Regions from separate parts of the Homo sapiens genome. Here region 1 is linked to region 2. Evidence: chromatin contacts called from ENCODE Hi-C or POLR2A ChIA-PET data. All regions are on one chromosome and are shown on one strand. Each heading gives the region's core, a stretch centred on a gene start or an enhancer-like site at or near the end of the contact. The rest is flanking DNA. Distances are from core to core; before and after follow the strand shown. Region 1 holds the start of TPM4 (tropomyosin 4). Region 2 holds the start of DCAF15 (DDB1 and CUL4 associated factor 15).

Region 1 (6,942 bases), core at 1,283-3,782, 2.1 Mb after region 2:
CAAAAAAAAAAAATAATGCACACACACACACAGCAAGATCAGGTTAAAAAAAAAAAAGGCAAAAAAAAAACATACACACACACACACATATGGGGCACCTGGTACATTTTGCACATCCACTCAGGGGTGAGCACGTAGCCCAGACAGGATTCAGAGCTCAGTCTAGAAGCCACGGGCACAGCAGCTTTTTTAACATACCCTCTTCAAGAAAAAAAAGAAGAGAAGCAAGTCAGAGAGGGAGGAAGGGAAGCTGGCCTAGTGTGAGGAACAGGGCCAAGGGCTTTGTCTTTGTCAGCTCAGGCAGTTATAACAAAACACCATAGACTGGGTAGCTTCAGTAATAGACATTTATTGTTTACAGTCTGGAGGCTAGATGTCCAAGATCAAGATGCTGGCAGATTAAATGTCTGGTGAGCGCTCTCTAGCTAGCTTGCAGACAGCCACCTTCTTGCTGTGTCCTCACATTGGAAGAGGATAACCAAGTTCTGGCCTCTTCTCATAAGGGCCTTAATCCCATCATGGTGGGTCAACCCTCATGACCTCACCCAAACCTCATCATCTTCCAAAGGCCCCATCACCAATTACCATCACATGGAGATGAGGGCTTCAACACATGAATTGGAGAGGGGGCAAAAGCAAGCATTCAGTTCATTATAGGCTTATATTCCAGAAGACCTGGGCTCAAACCCTGTGCTGTGTGACCTGGGGAAAGTCATCCCACCTCTCTGAGCCTCCTGCTGTGGGGAGGAAGCAGGAGAATGAAGCTGGGCTCAGTGGGGGCTGTCTGCCCACCCTGGGAGCAGGAACAAGATCAGTGTCAAACCATCTAAGGCAAAAGTCAGATCCAAGCCAGGTGTGGCGACTCACGCCTGCAATCCCAGCAATTTGGGAGGCCGAGGCGGGCAGATCACTTGAGGTCAGGAGTTTGAGACCTGCCTGGCCAATATTGCAAAACCCTGTCTCTACTGAAAATACAAAAATTAGTCAGTCGTGGTGGTGTGCACCTGTAGTACCAGCTACCGGGGAGGTTGAGGCAGGAGAATCACTTGAACCCAGGAGGCGGAGGTTGCAGTGAGCTGAGATCGTGCCACTGCACTCCAGCCTTGGTGACAGAGCGAGACTCTCAAAAAAAAAAGTCAGATCCAGGCATGAGCTGGATATGATCACCCTAATCCAGAGTTGGGGGCCCAGGGAGGGAGTTTCAGCCTGGAGGTGACAGAAAAGTCTTCTTGAGCCAACTCTAGACCGGTGTGGTGGGGGGTGACAAAGAGAGGTGATGGGGTCTGTGGTTTGTAATCCATAGGCCTGAGCTTCTCAAACTAGGAGTGATGGGAGGATAGGACTCTTGGGATAAACAGAGGACTGAAAATTTAGGGAAAGTAGGGGACATTTTTATTAAAATGAACATGGCCTATATGCAAAAATTTTAAAGATTTAACCCGAGCCTTCAAAGAAAGTGATCCTGTAGGGGCGAGTCTCTTCTAGCCAAGCTCCCCAAAGCCCAGAAATGAGGGACTAGGTCTGAGCCCTTCAGCCCTTCAGAGTATTTTGGTAAGACAGTCTAAGAACCACTGCCTTGGGCCATAGGGAGCCATAGCAGGTTCTAGGCAGAAAGAGGGCAGGCGTATTTGTTAGAAAGTTTCTCTGACCCCGTGTTGGGGTCAGAACCAGAGGGAGAAAGGCTGGGGACAGGGATGGGCGGAGGGATCCACGCGCAGAGAATGAGATTGCTTAACTCCAGATCATGGTGAGGCTGCACCTCTGAAACTGGAATGTGTGTATTTCTGGAAAACATTTGGAGTCTTCAGTTTCCCAAAAGCTGCCATTGATCTCCCTAGAGTACTGGGGACCCCAATAAGCCCAAAACAGCTGGTCCTCAGGACGAGGGAAAGATGTGAAAATCCCACTATCAGGTAGCATGGATGGCGTGGTGCATGCTATCGCAACCCCTGTTCTACAGATAAGGAAACTGATGCCCAGAGAGAGACGGAGGACTCTTGTGAATATTGGGGGGGACCGCCCCTGCACCTCGGGGACGTGACCCCCCCCCCAGGCTGACCCGTTCCTCGCTCTGTCGTCCCCAGGTGGAGGAGGAGCTGACGCACCTCCAGAAGAAACTAAAAGGGACAGAGGACGAGCTGGATAAATATTCCGAGGACCTGAAGGACGCGCAGGAGAAGCTGGAGCTCACGGAGAAGAAGGCCTCCGACGTACGTGTGCAGGGATGCGGGAGCCCGCGGCGGGGCCAGGCCGGAGCCCCGGGGCCGGGAAGGCGGGGAGAGCCGCAGGGGGAGGAGGAAGAGGAGGAGGAGAAGGCGGCGCCTCCCAGCGCTTTCTCCAAATAAGTCCCGAAAAGGGGCACTTTCCAGCAGCTGTGGCCAGCGGTGCCGACGTCAGGCCCTCCCCCAGCGGTGCTGACGTCGGCGGTCCGGCCGGGTGACCTCATCGCCCCGACGGCAGCCGGCCCGGGGGGCGGGGAGAGGCGGGGGCGGCCCCCGCGCAGGCAAAGGCTTGGGGGGCCGGGGCGCGGCTGTGCAGCTCTCGCCGGAGCCGAGCCCAGCCGAGCGTCCGCCGCTGCCCGTGCGCCTCTGCGCCTCCGCGCCATGGCCGGCCTCAACTCCCTGGAGGCGGTGAAACGCAAGATCCAGGCCCTGCAGCAGCAGGCGGACGAGGCGGAAGACCGCGCGCAGGGCCTGCAGCGGGAGCTGGACGGCGAGCGCGAGCGGCGCGAGAAAGTGAGCGCCCCGGCCTCGGGCCCCGCACCCGCAGCCTCCTCCCCCGCGCGCCCTCCTTTCTTCCCGGCTTCCCGCGCTGCCCGCCCGCGCGCAGTCCTCGGGCCGCCTTTTTACGCCCTCGGACGCCGATCGCCGACCCACATCCCTGCGCCCGCAGCCAGGACCCCCTACTTCCTCCGCCGTCCTCCTTCCTGGGCCTGGGACAGGGGAGGGGGCGCCGCCTCCGGGTCGGGCGGGGCCGGCCAAGCGGGAAATGGGGGGATGGGGCGGAGGGGGTGAGCGATCTCCGGGTGGAGAAGTGGAGCGGCGGGAGGGGGCGTATCGTGCAGGCTCCGACTCCGGGGCTGGCGCCGGGGTCCCGGGCCGAGGGGAACCCGCGACCGGACTTGTGGGGGAGAATGAGGATGAAAACGTGGAGCTTCCATTGTCTAGGGTTTGACCGGCCGACAGGGATTTCGACGGGGGACCGGGGATCTGGGGAGGGGGTCGCACTTTCTCGCCTCTTTCGCGGCTTCCCGGCTTCTGCTTGCTTCCCTGACCGTTCCCAGGGGCGCGGCGGCGACGTGTCTGCTCCAGGCGGCGGGGGGGATGGGGGGTGGAGGAAGTTCAGCCCCAAGCCGCCCGCCTTTCTCCAGCTGATTCCTGCGGGAACCGGGGCGGCGGGACCCTGCCTCTCTCCAGAAGGCCCCGGGAACGCTGGCGCGGGGCCCTGAACCCACGATCGTTTGAGCGCCTGCTGTGCGCCTCCGCCGCGAGTCGCAGGGCCCGAGATAAACAATGGGTCTGAAAAAGGAGGGAGTTTCACCATCCTCTCTGCATCATCCTCCTGGCTGTCCCTCGGGACAGATGGTGGCACCGCCAGGGTCTGGGGACAGATTTGGATTCTGGTCCCATATCATGCCACCCACAGGCTTCATGACTTGGTATTTGCTCTCTAGGAGCTTTTTTCCCATCTGCGAGTAGGACTGATAAGAATCCCGACCCCCCAGAGTAGCAGGGAGGGTCCCAGGAGTAAATCTCAGGCGTGGAGCCTGGCGCTTTGTAAATAATCAATTGTGTTGTTGTTTTTTGTTGTTTTGTTTTTGAGGCAGTCTCACTCTGTCGCCCAGGCTGGAGTGCAGTGGTGCGATCTCGGCTCGCTGCAACCTCCACCCCCCGAGTTCAAGAGATTCTCCTGCTTCAGCCTCCCGAGTAGCTGGGATTACAGGTGCCCGCCACCACGCCCAGCTAATTTTTTTTTTTTTATTTTGGATTTTTAGTAGAGACAGTGTCTCACCATGCTGGCCAGGCTGGTCTCGAACTCCTGACCTCGTGATCTGCCCACCTTGGCCTCCCAAAGTTCTGGGATTACAAGCGTGAGCCACGGCGCCCAGCCTCAATTGTGTTTTCTCTGCCCTGGGAAGAGCTCATAGACAAATGGAGGCAGGGGAGCTGACTCACTGATGGAGCGAGGTCTGCATTCCACGGGTTTTCTGTGCAGTTATGGGAGCATGACAGGGGAGGCTCCAAAATGGAGGTTGAGCTGGGTCTTATAGAATAAATAAGTTTGCTGGGACCAGAGACATGGGTGTGCACAGACTCAGAGGCAAGAAAGTTGTATGATGAGGGTGGGGGGGTGTGCGGATAGAGGTTGAAGCCCAAAAGCCCTGAAAGTTCAGTGTTGAGGCTCAGGGTGGGGACCCTAGAGAGGCAAAAGATGCCCAGCCAGATGGAATTGGTGGTGTGAATTGCCAGGACTGGAAAGAGCCCAGATGGGGGCTGCAGCATGGGCCTTGGTTGAAGCCTCTAATCCTGTAAGGGCTGCTTTGGCCCAAGAGGCCTTAGAAACCCGGTGTAAGCCTCAATCGGTAGCCGGTCTGGCCTCTTTCTCACACTTAACCGACACAGCTCTTGCTCTGATCTCATCCCAAGTCATCTCGCTGGAGGACAATTAACTCGGCTTCAAAATGGCCCTCAGCCTGGAGCCAAGATTTAGGAGCAAGACCGTCTAGTTGGGAGAGAAGATGTTTTTGGAGAGTTGAAGACTTCTTGAAAAAGTTCGAAAAGTTCTTGAAAAAGCAAAGGATGCTTCTTTCCGTCTGGGAGAGGGAAAACCTCTCCCAGGGCAAAAGGAACTAAGACCAGGGGTGGGTTAAAAAAAAAAAAAAAAAAACCTTTCACTCTTGTAGAATAAGCCAGGAGCCGGCGTGTGGTAGACTTCTGGGCCTGTTTCCCGACAGCTGGTTTCGTTTAGATTTTTGTGTGATTAACTGACATCTTCCTGTTCCTTTGCCACATGTATCTAGCAAGCCTCTTTTACCTTATAAGGGAAATCCTTTGTAGCGTGTGGAAGGCTTTGATTGCAGGAAGGGGTGGAACCCAAAATGACTCGGCCGTGACTAGCAGTTTTTCAAAAATACATATATATGTATGCATGTACAGATATGCGTGTATCTCCCAACTCCAGACAGCTGAAAATCTGCCAAAAGCGTTGTTTGCCAGGATTCAGAATTTCCCACATAAGGGCTACTCACTTCTTAAAAGACAACTCATGAATCAAGCACCTCTGTTTGATCTTTAAAATCAATTCCTCGACTGCTAATGGGTACACAGTTTTTTGTTTGTTTGTTTGTCTTTGGCGGGTTATGAAAATGTCCTGGAATTCGATAATGGTGTTGGTTGCAGAGTGTTTTTGCAACATCAGTTCCTGGCCCAGTTACTGAAGGTGGTAGGAGGAGTTAAGATCTAGGCAATTAAAAAGAATGAAAGGCACCCATTCATGGGAAGGCCTCAGTGACGTTTCTTAAGACAGTTTCATCAGTGGTTTTCACAATTCTCTGCATTTGGTGTTTCAGAGGACACTGCAATACGAAACACCTGTGGGAGTGCCCTCTTTCTGCTTCTAGGAATCTGAGGCTGAGAAACCTTCCTGACTCTATTTGTGTAGTTTTTCGGCCACGTTAGCCTCATTCTATTTTTTTTTCCCCCAGTATGAACTCAGGGCAGGAGAGGGAGTGGTTTCCTAATAATTTTTTTTTTTTGAGACGGAATCTTGCTCTGTTACCCAGGCTGGAGTGCAGTGGCGCGATCTCGGCTCATTGCAACCTTCACCTCCCGGGTTCAAGCGATTCTCCTGCCTCAGCCTCCCAAGTAGCTGGGATTACAGGCGCCTGCCCCCACACCCAACTGATTTTTTTGTATTTTTAGTAGAGATGCGGTTTCACCATGTTGGCCAGGCTGGTCTCGAACTCCTGACCTCATGTGATCCACCCACCTCCGCCTCCCAAAGTGTTAGGATTACGGATGTGAGCCACCGCGCCCGGCCTTCCTAATAATTTTGATAGCCTTCCCCAGTTCAGGGATTCTTCATTTGTTCTGATAGGAAAAAGCTAGCGTGGCTTCCCTTTTCCTCTCGGTTGAGGCCCGTTTGACCCGTTCTCAATATTCCTTCCAAAGAGCAGGCATCGCTGGAAAACTCGCCTTGCCTCGTAGCCCTGGCAGGACCTAGGGGACAGGTTCTGACAAGGAAGAGCCCTGGGTGGGTCTTAAGAGGCCATTCATTTCTTACCAATTCTGAGTCACTGAATAAAACCACTTCCCCCAGTGGGGCCCCTCGGTTTCTTCACCTGTAAAATGGGTGCGATGTGTGAGGATGAAATTGCAGTAAAATAAAACCGTGGCAGTAAGAGATGCCTTTCTCTGGCACATCCCACCTGCTGGGCATAAGCGGCGCCACCCTCTGGAGTTACAGCCTCAAGGCAGTCCGGTAACTAATCAGGCTTTGGGATGGAGAGGGCCAGGATGAGGAAGCAACCTTCCCAACACCACGTGGCTGTGAAAATGACAAAGCACGGTCGGGCGCAGTGGCTCACGCCTGTAATCCCAGTACTTTGGGAGACCAAGGCGGGTGGATCACGTGAGGCCAGGAGTTTGAGACCAGCCTGACCAACAAGACGAAACCCTGTCTCTACTAAAAATACAAAAAAATAGCAAGGCGTGGTGGTGTCCGTCTGTAATCCCAGCTACTCAGGAGGCTGAGGCAGAATTGCTTGAACCCGGGAGGTAGAAGTTGCAGCAAGCCGAGATCATGCCATTGCACTCCAGCCTTGGTGACGGCGCAAGACTCCATCTCAAAAAAAAAATTAAAAAGAAAATGACAAAGCGGGGATTCCAGCCCAGCACTTTTTGGCCCTGGAGTTCCTGGTTTAATGCTTCCCATTGTACTTCC
Region 2 (7,271 bases), core at 404-2,903:
CCAACATAGTGAAACCCTGTCTCTACTAAAAATACAAAGATTAGCCGGGCATGGTGGCACATGCCTGTAATCCCAGCTACTTGGGAGGCTGAGGCAGGAGAATCGTTTGCTTGAACCCGGGAGGTGAAGGGTGCAGTGAGTTGAGATTGTGCCATTGCACTCCAGCCTGGGCAACAAGAGCAAAACTCCATCTCAAAAAAAAAAAAAAAAAAAAAGATATGTTGTGATATTGTGTTGTGATATATTTTTAAAAAACCATATTTTGGTCTTAGGTTTTCTAGTACATAACTCCTAAAACCCTTGAAATCAGCTGGGCACAGTGGTTTATGCCTGTAATCCCAGCACTTTGGGAGGCCAAGACGGGATGATCCCTTGAGGTCAGGAGTTTTCGAGCAGCCTGGGCAACATAGTGAGACCCCATCTCTACAAAAAAAATTTTTTTAATGAAGACAATAAAAAAAAACTATCTTCTAGATTGTTCAGAGGATTAAATGGGCTGGCCAGGGGTGGGGGCTCACACCTGTCCTCCCAACACTTTGGGAAGCAGAGGTGGGAGGATCACTTGAGCCCAGGTGTTGGAGACCAGCCTGGACAACTTGGTGAAACTCCGTCCCTACAAAAAATACAAAAAATTAGGCCGGGCGCGGTGGCTTATGCCCGTAATTCCAGCACTTTGGGAGGCCTAGGCGGGCGGATCACCTGAGGTCAGGAGTTCGCAACCAGCCTGGCCAACATAGTGAAACCTCGTCTCTACTAAAAATACAAAAAATTAGGCAGGCGTGGTGGCGCACGCCTGTAGTCCTAGCTACATGAGAGGCTGAGGTGAGAGGATCATCTGAGCCCGGGGTCGAGGCTGCAGTGAACCGTGATCACGCCACTGCACTCCAGCCTGGGTGACAAAGTGAGACTCTGTCTAAAAAAATAAAATAAATGAGGTAATGTATACGAATATGATGCACGGAGCGGACCTTCAACAATTATTTTTATTGCTATGATCTGCATAATTGGCACAACAGGGCCCTGCCACATCGAACTGTTTAAGCTCAGAACCGTGTCTGTCACATGTGGAGCGATCCATGATTGATGCTATCATTATCACCACCATCATCCCACCAACCCGCCCATCGGAAACAAGCTTTCATCGAATCCCATCGTTTTTTCCTTTTTTGTAAATCTCTTTCCTCGGCCTGGCTCTGCCGCCCAAGTATGCTCGTCAGGCCTTTGCCCACCTGGACCGGGCGCGGGCAGCCCGGGGCTGAGGATTCTCGAGCCTTGGTGGACCACAGGCTCCCGTCGCCCCGCCCAAGGGCCTGGACCGCCTGTGGTCTCCATGGAAACCCGCCAGCCACAGGGGGCGTGACGCCGTTGAGACAGACAGAGATATTCACCTATCAGATCAAAGTTATCTGGGCAGGGCGAACAAACGGGACCTCCGAGTGGTACGTCCTTAAGGCGGGGCGGGAATACGGCAACGGGCCGCGGGGGCTGTTACTGTCGCTACCAATCAAGAGTCGAGATGGCTTTGATGGACAGGCATAGCGCGAGTGCGGGCTTTCGCCCAACCGGCGGGCCGCTGTCCCGAAAAAGGACCAATGAGGAGGCGGCAGGGGTGGGGCGAAGGGGCCGGTTGCTCCGGAAGTGGAGGGAGGGGGTGAAAATGGCGCCCAGCTCGAAATCGGAGCGGAACAGCGGGGCTGGGAGCGGCGGCGGCGGCCCCGGGGGAGCCGGAGGGAAGCGGGCAGCAGGGCGGCGGCGGGAGCACGTCCTCAAGCAGCTGGAGCGGGTCAAGGTGAGGCCTGGAGCCGGAGTGGGGAGCGCGCCGGAGGGTGGGGAGTAGGGACGAGGGAGGCGGAGGGAGGAGGGCGTTCGCGGGGTGAGGGGTTGGGGGCGGGGCCCCAGGGGAGGGGGCTCGGATGCAGGGCCTGGGCGGGGCCCGGGGGAGATGGCTTGGATGGAGGGGGCTCAGTTGGGGGCCTGGATGCAGGTGGTTGTGTCGGGTGACCGGCAAAGGGGCTGGGATGGAGGGGGTTGGGGGCGGGGCCCCAGGGAGGGGGCTCGGAGGGAGGCGACCCCAGAGGCCGCAGGGAGAATCAGGAGGAAGGGGGCGATCCAGGCTTTTCAAAGCTCTGCTCCCATGGTTGCTCCATAATGGAACCTTCCCGCCCCCTTTGCAGAGCCCCTGCCGCTGGCTTTGGGCTTCCTCCGCCTGATGTTCCTCTCCCTGCCCAAGCCCCGACCACACATGAGCTGGGAGTTCCAGTACCTGGGTGGGCCTCCCCATTGAAAGTGTGGGAGCTCCCTGGATAGGGCTGAGTCTTCCCCCGCAGAGTGAGAGTTACCGAAGCAGGCTCTGTCTCCTCCATCAGACTGGAAACTCCCAGAGCTGGGGGATGATGTCTCTCTCCCCCATCAGTTTGGGAGCTCTGGAGGGCAGAAATGTGGATCTCTTGCAGGTGGGCAGTAACTGGGGCAAGGCTGTGTCTCTGTGGACAGGGACTGCGCCTTCTCCGTGAGGCTGGTAGCTTTGTAAGGGCAGTGCTGTGTCTCCCCCTTTTGACTGGGAGCTCCCTGGGCTGGGACAGTCTCCGCCCTTAGCCTGGGAGCTCCCTGGGCTTGGCTGTGGTTCCGCCCTTAGCTTGGAAGCTCCTTGGGCAGGGACTGTGTCTCCCCTGTCGGCCTGGGCCTGGCTGGCCAGGCTGTTTCCTCCGTCAGACTGAGACCTCCATGTGGACAGGGCTGTCTCCCATCAGACAGGGAGCTTCCCAGACAGGACTCTTCCCATCAGATTGGAATGTCTTGAAGGCAGAGTTGGGTAGCAAGACTGAGGCTGTTCGGATATCCCTGTGCCTGGCTTCTGCCTGTCAGTCCCCGCAGATCCTTCCGCGGTGAAGTTTTGGGGATGAGGGATTCCCTTGGATTCCGTTGGAAGGCGGTAGTTAATTGGGAAGGGGGCGTTGGGTCATTGGTTAGGCTCACCCTTCTATCTGCCTCGACTGGCCCCCAGCAGAGGCCAGAGCTGCCCCGGGGAGGAGGAGCCCCCTTGTTTGAAGGCTGGTGGGTTGGGAACAGATGGGTGCAGGTCAGGACTCTGTCCCAGCCTCCTTAGTAGGATAAATACCCACAGCTTAGGGACAGCCTTCAGGGAGGGAAGCAGGTGGCCCAGCGTGGGACAGGGTGATTGGGGAACTTTCTTGGGGGCGGTGACGCTGGGCTCAGTCAAGAGGGACCTGAGGCTGAAGAGGTATGGAACTGGGAAGGTGGCCTGGGTCCCTGGTGGAGATGAAGGCTCAAGCGCGGTCCATCTGGCTTTACTGTCCCCATCTGCCTCAGTTGTTCCCACCTTCCAGAGCTTGGCCTTCTTTTGACCATTATGGTGGGCTGGGCCGGTCTGGACCCGGTGAGAGCCGCTCTGCCTCTCTGCCGTGGGTGAGGGGGCTGGGGGCTGCAGATGGTGCCTGAAGTGCCCTGGCCACCCCTTCCCCAGATCAGCGGACAGCTCTCCCCTCGCCTCTTCCGGAAGCTGCCTCCCCGGGTGTGCGTGTCCCTCAAGAACATTGTGGATGAGGACTTCCTCTATGCAGGGTGAGGCTGGGCCCAGGCAAAGGGGGCAGGTGGGCGGGAGTGGTGGGCTCGCCCTGACCTGGCCGCTGTGCCCCCTCCACCCCCACAGACATATCTTCCTGGGCTTTTCCAAATGCGGCCGCTACGTCCTCTCCTACACCAGCAGCAGTGGGGATGACGACTTCTCCTTCTACATCTACCATCTGTACTGGTGGGAGTTCAACGTTCACAGCAAGCTCAAGCTGGTAGGGAGGCTTCAACACCAGGCTGGCCCTTCAGATGGTGTGGTTCAGCAGGTCACAGCAACCTCTGAGCCTCAGGTTCCTTGGGTGTAAAATGATCATCATGTACTCCTGGGGTCATCATCAAGATTCCATGTGTTAGATCCAACCATATGAAATTACCAGGGCCTGGCATGGTAGCTCACACCTGTAATCCCAGCACTTTGGGAGGCCAAGGCGGGAGGATCACTTGGTCCGAGTAGTTCAAGACCAGGCTGGGCAACATGGCAAAACCCTGTCTCTACTAAAAATAAAAAAAAATTAGCTGGGCATATTGGCGTGTGCCTGTAGTCAGCTCCTCTGGAGGCTGAGGCAGGAGGATCACCTGAGCCCAAGAGTTTGAGGCTGCAGTGAGCCATGATCACACCATTGCACTCCAGCCTGGGCAACAGAGTGAGACCCTGTCTCTAAAACAAAACAAAACAAAACAAAACAAATGAAGGCTGGCCACAGTGGCTCACGCCTGTAATCCCAGCACTTTGGGAGCCCGAGGTGGGTGGATCACCTGAGGTCAGGAGTTCAAGACCAGCCTGGCCAACATGGTGAAACCCCATCTCTACTAAAAATACAAAATTAGCCGGGCATGGTGGCACATGTCTGTAATCCCAGCTATTCCGGAGGCTGAGGCAGGAGAATCGCTTAGAACCTGCGAGGTGGAGGTTGCAGTGAGCCGAGATCGAACCACTGCACTCCAGTCTACAGAGCAAGACTCTGTCTCAAAAAAGAAAAAGAAATTACCATTTTTATGGTTCAAAATGGGTAAATAGCAGCAATTCCATTTGGTTCAACACACCCTATGAAGCTGTAGAACATGTTGGCTCAGGCCAGTTAGCTTTATTAGGACCAGGCCACCCTGGCTTTAGCCTTGACCCTTGACTCCTGGAACCCCCCCAGGAGGTGTGCTGTTACCTCAGCATACATGTGAACTCAGAGAGCTGAACGGGCTTCAGGGTAGGCTGGGCTTGGAACCAGTGCCTGGCGCAGTCTCCCCCGGGACATTGTTCCCATCGGCTGCATCCCACCCTGGCCTGGTCTCCCCGACTGGTGAAAGGAGCCTCCACGGCTGTCCTCAGGCAAGGTGGAGGGGTGTGGCGGGTGCTGTTGGGGTGCTCCTACCCGCTCAGCCCCAGCCCTGATGAGGGACTGCATCGTACAGCTTCGGGGGACCTCCGCAGTTTCCCTGACCCGGTGCTGCCCCTGAACGTGCCTCACAGGTCCGGCAGGTTCGGCTATTCCAGGACGAGGAGATCTACAGCGACCTGTACCTGACCGTATGCGAGTGGCCCAGCGACGCCTCCAAGGTCATCGTCTTCGGCTTCAAGTGAGACCAGGCGCCTGGGGGAGCCTTGGCTGGTTGGGGCAGGGGGTGTGCAGTGGGGGCCCCCCAGGCGCCGACCAGGCAGCTGAGGGTATGCTGGCCCCCAGCACCCGCTCGGCCAACGGGATGCTCATGAACATGATGATGATGAGTGACGAGAACCACCGTGACATCTACGTCAGCACCGTGGCCGTGCCACCGCCAGGCCGCTGTGCTGCTTGCCAGGATGCCAGCCGAGCCCACCCAGGTGAGGGGGCCGAGGGGGCGAGGGCCTCTTCCCCCCTCCCCCCCTTGCTCCGGGCCGAGAGTGAGCTGCTGTGGCGTGTGTTGCTACAGGAGACCCGAATGCACAGTGCCTACGGCATGGCTTCATGCTGCACACCAAGTACCAGGTGGTCTACCCCTTCCCCACCTTCCAGCCCGCCTTCCAGCTCAAGAAGGACCAGGTGGTGCTGCTCAACACCAGCTACTCCCTGGTGGCCTGCGCCGTCTCCGTCCACTCGGCAGGTAGGCCCTGCGGTCTCGTGGCCACCCGGCAACGCGTGAAGCGGGTCCTCTCCCTACCCCACCACACAGACAAGGGGCCCCAGGCGTAGAGAGGTGGGAGCTACTTCCCCAAGTCACACAGCCTGGTTGTGGGAATGCTGCGGTCCAAATGTGGCCACGCCCACCACAGCCCTGCCCACGGGATCTTTCCAGTGGCTGAGATGTCCCACCATGGCTGCCTCCAGCAGCCACTTGGAATGTGGCTCATGTGACTGAGGAACTGAGCTTGTGATACTTTTTTTTCCACTGGAGTCCAGTGGTGCGATCTTGGCTCACTGCAACCTCCCAGGCTCAAGCAATTCTCCTGCCTCAGCCTCCCGAGAAGCTGGGACTACAGGCCTGTGCCATCATACCCAGCTAATTTTTGTGTTTTTAGTAGAGATGGGATTTCACCATGTTGATCAGGTTGGTCTCAAACTCCTGACCTCAAGTGATCCACTCACCTTGGCCTCCCAAAGTGTTGGGATGACAGGCGTGAGCCACCGCGTCTGGCCTGTGATGGATTTAATTGTAGTTGTTTTAAGCTGAAATAGCTACAGTTGGCTAGCTGGACGGGGTAGCGCCCCTTTCTCTTAAGAAGAGAAACGCTAATGTGACATTTCAGGGTGTGGTTAGTGGGCAGGCACTTGGCATTATATGTTTGATATCGGAAAGATGCCAGTGAGAATCACAAGATGTCCCTTGACAGTGACAAATGTCAGGAGGCTGGATCATGCCACCGGCTGGCAGCAACAGGAGGGAGGGGGCCCCGGGGGCCATTTGGCAACAGAATTGTGACTATGACTGACCCAGCTGCCCTGTGCCCGGGTCTCTCCCTCTGGCAGAGTCTCACTGGGTCCGTATGTCCAAGACTGCTGAGGGGGAGTTGGGGGCCACCTGAAGAACCCTCCCTGGGGATTGGGGAGCGACTTAGGAGGTGGCGAGGGGTTGGGGGCATCTGTGGAACACCAATGAAGGCCCCTGTGTGTGCATCCATGGAGCATGTGTCAGATGCGTGCACATGTGGGTGAAACACAAGGAATCTATAACTGGAACCACTTAATATAAATTAAAAAGACGATTTAGGCCAGGCACAGTGGCTCATGCCTGTAATCCCAGCACTTTGGGAGGCTGAGGCAGGCGGATCACATGAGATCAGGGAGTTCAAGACCAGTGTGGCCAACACGGTGAAACCCCATCTCTAGTAAAAATATAAGAATTAGCTGGGCATGGTGGCACATGCTTATAATTCCAGCTACTCAGGAGACTGAGGGAGGCGGAGGTTGCAGTGAGCCGAGATTGTGCCAATGTACTCCAGCCTGGGAGACAGCAAGACTCCATCTCCAAAAAAAAAAGACGTTTTAATTTTGCAAGAACTCAGATGCAAAGACGTCCATTAAATCCTCATGGAAATGGTTGTCCCTGGGGCGGTCGGGGAATGGGCAGGATTAAATGTATATAACGCAGCCCACAAATAAGCCAGGGGCCAGGGCACTCTGTCCCCAGACATATCTGGGGCTTTCTGTCCTCACCCCCAATCTATACCAGGAAGGGTGAGGCGCTGTCTCTTGCTGAGGCTTGACCAC

What was found. A loop is a pair of places that touch in the nucleus more often than their neighbours do. ChIA-PET counts read pairs that join two places held with the same protein, here RNA polymerase II (POLR2A).
Region 1: a loop to region 2 is called in a map of CD4-positive, alpha-beta T cell, with 15 times the contacts of the local background. The contact joins the promoter of TPM4 here to the promoter of DCAF15 in region 2. A Hi-C loop is called at or near these places in 1 of 168 maps with a recorded cell type or tissue (CD4-positive, alpha-beta T cell). POLR2A ChIA-PET finds 5 or more read pairs at or near these places in 1 of 52 experiments (BJ).

Annotation. Positions count from the first base shown.
Region 1 is chr19:16,073,963-16,080,904 of GRCh38, forward strand. TPM4 (tropomyosin 4) reads left to right here and starts at 2,533. Exons shown (of 8, transcript NM_003290.3): 1 at 2,533-2,735. The coding sequence starts at 2,604. RefSeq lists enhancers at 1,417-2,146, 2,147-2,874, 2,875-3,604, 4,523-4,742, 4,853-4,902 and 3 more and a silencer at 2,183-3,092.
Region 2 is chr19:13,950,856-13,958,126 of GRCh38, forward strand. DCAF15 (DDB1 and CUL4 associated factor 15) reads left to right here and starts at 1,654. Exons shown (of 13, transcript NM_138353.4): 1 at 1,654-1,789; 2 at 3,485-3,582; 3 at 3,671-3,806; 4 at 5,057-5,163; 5 at 5,268-5,407; 6 at 5,497-5,667. The coding sequence starts at 1,658. It also overlaps a transcript of PODNL1 not described here. RefSeq lists an enhancer at 1,027-1,076 and a silencer at 1,737-1,876.